Linked DNA regions of Mus musculus: region 1 is linked to region 2. Evidence: chromatin contacts called from ENCODE POLR2A ChIA-PET data. All regions are on one chromosome and are shown on one strand. Each heading gives the region's core, a stretch centred on a gene start or an enhancer-like site at or near the end of the contact. The rest is flanking DNA. Distances are from core to core; before and after follow the strand shown.

The links. ChIA-PET counts read pairs that join two places held with the same protein, here RNA polymerase II (POLR2A).
Region 1: POLR2A ChIA-PET joins it to region 2 with 10 read pairs in Patski. The contact joins the promoter of Pskh1 here to the promoter of Ctcf in region 2. POLR2A ChIA-PET finds 5 or more read pairs at or near these places in 3 of 5 experiments (Patski and embryonic stem cell).

The regions. Positions count from the first base shown.
Region 1 is chr8:105,899,085-105,902,022 of GRCm38, forward strand. It overlaps Pskh1 (protein serine kinase H1), which reads left to right and starts at 1,390. Exons shown (of 3, transcript NM_173432.2): 1 at 1,390-1,456.
Region 2 is chr8:105,635,207-105,638,297 of GRCm38, forward strand. It overlaps Ctcf (CCCTC-binding factor), which reads left to right and starts at 1,332. Exons shown (of 12, transcript NM_181322.3): 1 at 1,332-1,514. Gm5914 (predicted gene 5914) reads right to left here and starts at 2,268. Exons shown (of 2, transcript NR_151742.1): 1 at 2,074-2,268.

The sequences.
Region 1 (2,938 bases), core at 140-2,639, 260 kb after region 2:
CCCCCATCCACTTTCCCTGTCTCTTTTGAGAAGGGGAAGCCCTACTCTGGGTATCACCCCTCCTCATGCTGTTTTTTTTAGGCAAGGTCTCCCTGTGCAGCAGCCCTGGGTATCCTGTTGCTATAGACAGACCATGCAGGCCTTGAACTCAGAGGTCCCCCCTCTGCTTCCCAAATCACACCAGGCTGGGTTAAAGTTCATGTTTTTAGTAATCCCATAACCCTTTGAGAAACAAATTTCATTGCTGCCATTTTGAAAGATGGTCTTAATCTGTATCCCAAGAAAACTTATAACTTCTATAACCTGGCCTTTTTTTTTTTTTAAACCTCTCACTGCAATATCCCCTTAAATTCCTGAGTGCCAGGATTATAGGCATGTGGGAACACACTGATGAATTTTTTTATTGAGATAGGACCTTAATAAATACACCAGGCTAGCCTCAAACTAAAGTCTTTCTTGTTGCTGCTTCCAAAGTACTAGGATTACAGGCTAACGATGTTTTGTCTTTTTTAAAAAAGTAAAAGTTGTTTCAAAACCTAGTGTGTTAGTACAAAAAAAAAAATCTTTATTTTTTTAATTAATTAATTTTTTGTTTTTTTTTCAAGACAGGGTTTCTCTGTATAGCCTTGGCTGTCCTGGAAGTCACTTTGTAGATCAGGCTGGCCTCGAACTCAGAAATCTGCCTGCCTCTGCCTCCCGAGTGCTAGGATTAAAGACGTGTGCCCCCACGTCCAGCTTCTTTGTTTATTTTTGAGACAGGTTTCTCTGTAATAGCCCTGACTGTCCTGGAACTAGCTTTGTAGACCACACTGGCTTGGAACTCAGAGATCCTCCTGCCTGAGTGCTGAGATTAAAGGAATGTGCCCACCATGTCAAGCTTGGTAACAATCTTTTTTATTCGTTATTTTATTTTATAAATCTCGTGATTCATTTGTGTTTGCATCAATACATTAACAATCTTTTTTACTTTTTATTTTATGTTATAAATCTCGTGATTCATTTGTTTTTGCATCAATACATTAAAAAAAATTAGCCCTGGCGTGATGACACACTCCCTTGCCCTTCAAGAACTCCTTCATCTATAGAAGAATCTTGCCATTTTTTTTCCATTTCTCTCGGTCATTACCTTTCCCAGAACTTTTCCCTCCACAAATGGCTCCCCAGCGGTGTCTAGCGGCAAACAGACCCACCCCTGGAAAAGAGCTCTGCTCCGCCCCGAAGACGTTGATTGGCAGGCACTCCGAACCCCCCCCCCCCCCTACACACACTTGCGTTCGCGTCTGGAGGCTCCGCCTCCCTTCCGTCCCTTGGCCGCCCAAGTTTGTTTTGGCGTCAGGCGCGCGCAGTAATGACGCCACCACGCTGACGCGGGAGGATGGCGGCGGCGCCCGTGGCCTGGGCTGGGAGACGGTGGGCTGAGCCGCCGAGACTCCGGAGAGCCCGCCGCCCGCGCGAGGTGAGGCCTTCCGGCTCGGGGCTTCGGCCTGACCGGCGTGAGGGGCCTGCGAGTTCAGCCGCGGGCGCAGCCAGGGCCTGGCGCGACTCCGAGCCCTCGGTCCCCGTGCACTGGGGCCTGTGGGCTGGGGAGCAGGCCGGGCTGTGGCTACCCGCGGTCCCCAGGCATGGCCTCGAAACCTCCTGCCGCGTTAGGCCCGATGGACTTGGTCATCTGCCTGTCTGTGGCCCAGCCGTCCCGCGTCCAGCGCGGGTCAGGTTGATCTAACCTTGTTGTGTGCGGCGCCTACTCCACACCCTTCCCTTGCGACTGAACGCCAGGGTCCTGCGGGGGCCATCGATCGCTTCCATGTACTGGCTGGAAAAAGGGCCAGAGTCCAGCTGGGTCGCTTGCAAGGCAAACCTGTCATACTTATAAGGAGAGCCCCGCTCAGTCCTCTGAAGCTGCTGCGTGTATAATTCGCACCAGAAAAATCACTCGTTAAAATTGCCTCCTTAGTCACTGTAGGGAAAAACTAAACCTTGTAGCCTGCAGCATTCAAAGCTTATCATAATCGGATGTGGCCTACCTAGCCCTGCAGAGAACGCCTGGGCACGTCTGTACTGCGATTATGTAGTGTTTTGTTGAGGCATGTGAGCCTCCTATTAACTCTGTGGTTTCATACCCTCGAGGTTCAGATAGCTGCTTTCTCGGTTTGTGAAACTTCCGTTCATTTCCACCCTCACTCACCAGTAGAGGAAATTAACCTGTGTCTTTTTGAATCTATCACCAATGTCTTTTCCTTGGAAAACTGTCTCCTGCGTTCACACAGTAGTAGTGTTTAGTTAAAGCTATCGGGACACTGACTTGAATAGATACAGATTAAGCCTTGGGGGAACATCTGTCATGGCCAGCATTTTGAGATAGTCACAGCAAACAGTGACATCTTGAAGTATTTTTTTTCAAGATACAAATTCAAGAGTTTTACTCTTCTCTAGATGTGGTAGACTACACTTCCGATCAATAAGGGCTAGTTTAGGCTACATAGTACATTTAGGACGAACCTGGGCTATATGAGACCCCGTCTCAAAAACAAAATACTCCAAAGCCCTGGTTTGGTGGTGCATGCCTGTGATCACCGCACTCCTGAGAGAGAAGCAGGAGGATGCCCAAAAGTTAAAGGACAGTCTGATATAGTGAGGCTGTCTTGGGGGTGGGGTGGGGGGAGTCTTCACTTTATTTTTCTGCTGATTTCGTTGATGGAAATTGAACTCAGGGCCTGAACCCTTTTCACTTAGCTACATGGTCAGCTTACAATGTATGGTAGCTTAAATGCTGTAACCCCAGCATTTGCGAAGCAGAAGGAGCAGGATTACCATGGTACTTGAGATGATCCCAGACTGCATATCGAGTACCAAGTCAGCCAGGACTACAGAGTGAGACCCTGTCTCATGAAGCAAAACAAAAAATAAGAAAGAAACAAGATATGAGGTAGAAATCTGT
Region 2 (3,091 bases), core at 82-2,581:
CTGAACTGTACCGGAACTCTCAGCATCTGAAAACCAGAAACCTCTCTTCCTGCCTCAAACTTACTTCTGGTCTTGGATTCTACAATCCAACAGTCTAGACTTGTCTTTCTGTTTACTTCCTTGTCTATTATCCTCTTTCTAATCTTGGACTTTCTCTTCTATCTTTCCTCTAAGTCCAGTCATGGAGGGAAGCTCCACAACAGTGGGTGAATGGACTCAAGATGTTTAAACACATTTGCCTTAGTTACTGACATCTGAACAGTGGGATCTTACATGCTTCTAACTTTCCGATTCTTTTGGGGGGAATAAACAATATCTATTGATAATGGACCAGCATACCCACAACACAGCCCAGATGTATATGAATAGGGCAGAAGCTTGCTGCCAGGTGCATTTGTTATCCAAACAGCTAAAGCAAGAGAACTGGGACTACAATCCCGAGTCACATTCCAAGGCTATGGGGGGCGGGGAGAGAAGATGATTAGAACACCTGCCAATAGGGTCTTCCCGGGAAAGGGAAGGGATTAAGTACCACCGACTGGGAACCGAAATAAAAAGAACAGTCTTAAAAACTTAGACGTTCACGGTGCCAAATACAGCTAAACACGACTGCTGTGGTGTGGTCTGCTATATCTCCGGACTGAGGTGACTCTGTCCCGATTCTCTTAATTTCACATTCGGTTTTCTAAGGCCCTTTTCTTGGGAGGAAGACTACTAAGATCCCCGGGCGAAGCCCCTAGCAGTCGATCTTGAGCACTGGGCAAGTGTCGGAGAAGTGAGAGAGTGCGGGAACTCACTGCATTTGACTCGGCGGCGGGACAGGGTGCAGAGCTAACCCCGGGTGGGAGGAGACCGGGCAGGGTAGAACCCTGGCGCTTCCTCAACCCCCACGGCCCCAGCCCCGCGCGCTTACTTCAGCTCCCCGTCGTCCTCCCGCCCTTCGCAGCTTGGAGGGAAAATGAGCGAGCTAAGGAAATCAGGGCAACTAGGCGGAGACCCGATCGCCCAGAAGCCGCCAGCCTCCGCCCAGGGAAGCCCCACCCCAATGGGAACCAGGCCGCCTCCGCGCCGCCGGCAGAGCCCACGCGCGACCCGGCGAGGGCGCGGGAGGGCGCGTGCGGCGTGACGCCGCGCCTCGCGGCGCATCCCCGTGACGCCATCGCGCCGGCTTTTGAAAGTTGGCGCCCGGGGCCGCCTCCCATGCTGCCCTGCGCCAACCCCTCCCCTCACCTTTCCTCCCCCGCCCTCGTCGCCGCCGGCCGGCCCCCCCCACCCGACTCTTCCCTTATCAGCACCCGCGGCCCCGGCAGCGCCGACGCAGGCGCACTGCACCGCGCCGCCGCCATTTTGTGTCCGAGCCTGTGGAGCGATTAAACCGTGCGCGGAGCTGCTTCTTTGGCGGCAGCGGCGACCAGCAGCAGCCGGTGCGGGCGCGCGGAGCCGGCCGGGGACGCCAGGTGGCCGGAGCGGTGGAGCGGCGGCGGAGCGGGCGCCGCGGGGGGTGTGGCGCGAAGGTAAAGGGGGCCCGGGGTGGAGGAGGTTTCGCGGGCCGCCTCTAGGTGTCACGATGGGGCCGCTCCGGTCGGCGCTGGCTGCAGCCCGGCGCCAGCGCCAGCGCCGCCGCCGGGGGGTGTTTGTCTCCCTCTACCGTCCCTGCTGCGGCGCGGCCGCCGCCATTGCCCGGCGCCGCCGCCAGGGCCTGGCCAACCCCCTCCACGCCCGCCCGCCCGCCCGCTAAGCTTCCCTCCTCCCAACATGGTAGGCCTCTGGCGGCGGTGGCGACAGAGGCCTGCGCGCTCGGCGACTCCATTTTCCTTCCTTTGTCTCTACCCTCGAGGCCGGCTTTTGGCCCGGCTGATCTTCGGGCCACGGCCCGCCCTCTGCCCCTCCCGCGACGGATACCCCTTACCGAGTCTGGACCCTCTGAGGCTCGGTTGCCGCCGCTTGCTTCGCCTAGGGGTTCTGAACCCTCGGCCGGCCGCTTAGCCAGGTCCCGGAACCGTGTGGGTGTCGGGTCCCGACCGACGCGCCTCAGACTCCCCATCTTCAAGTCCAGCCGGTCCCGGAACCTACCCGATCTCCCTGCGTTGCTTCTCCAGCAGCTGGGGTGCTCTCTAGTCTCTCGTAGTCCGATCGTCCCCGCTGCCGGTCTCCGTCGCCGCCGAGTGTCGCAGGCGGCGCTGCTGTGGCTGCGAGCAGAGGGGACCCCTGAGCTGCCGAGAGCTCCCTCTGCAAGGCTGGCTGAGCTGCTCGCGCCTCGACGCCGCCCGAGCGGGCGGGGGAACGCGCGCTCGCCGCCCCCGCCGGGCCCCGCTGCGCCCCCAAACTCACGCCAGGGCATCGCGCGGGACCCGACCGGTGCGGCCCCCAATGGTGCGCGGAAAAAGACACGAATTCCTGCACCAAAGTAGTTTTTCTCCAGCTGTATTCGCACTCTTTCAGCCCCTTGAAACGATAGCAGTCAGACTTGGTGCGCTCAGAAATCTCAAAAGGGACTGAAACTTAATTTCACTCTCATCTCAAGTGATGTGATAAACTCATAAATTCGGGAGCATGGGCTGGTTGCGATGGTACAGGCGACGCTGGAGTTTGCCTCCTATTTAAAATGTCCTGACGCTAACTTTGCACTCCACTTAGGACCTGATGCTCTAGGGCTAGGCTAAGACAGTTCAGCCCCTCTCTAGAGATCGTGCAAACCGATCTAATGCGCCAATAGGGTAGAATGAACTTATTCATGACTGGACTGGTAATTTGACTGTTGGATGAAATGTGAGGGTTGATGTTGTAATTGGATCCTGGGTCACTTGCAGCAGATGGTTTATAAATTTCTGTGCCTAATGTAACTACTCTTTAGTATCTGACTTCCTGTATTGAGTTTAGCATTAAGTAAACATTAGCAAAGAGACTTAATACTTTTTTGGAGTTTAGATCAACTAAGAAAGCTAAAATTCCAAGGCATCCATAGGCAGGAAAAGAAATTAAACAGGGTATTTATCCTGGCATTAAGTCTTTTGCATTTAAAAGCTTCCTTTGATAAACTGCTGGAGTAACCTTTTCGTACCCACTCTAACACGGATTTTCTTTTTTTTTT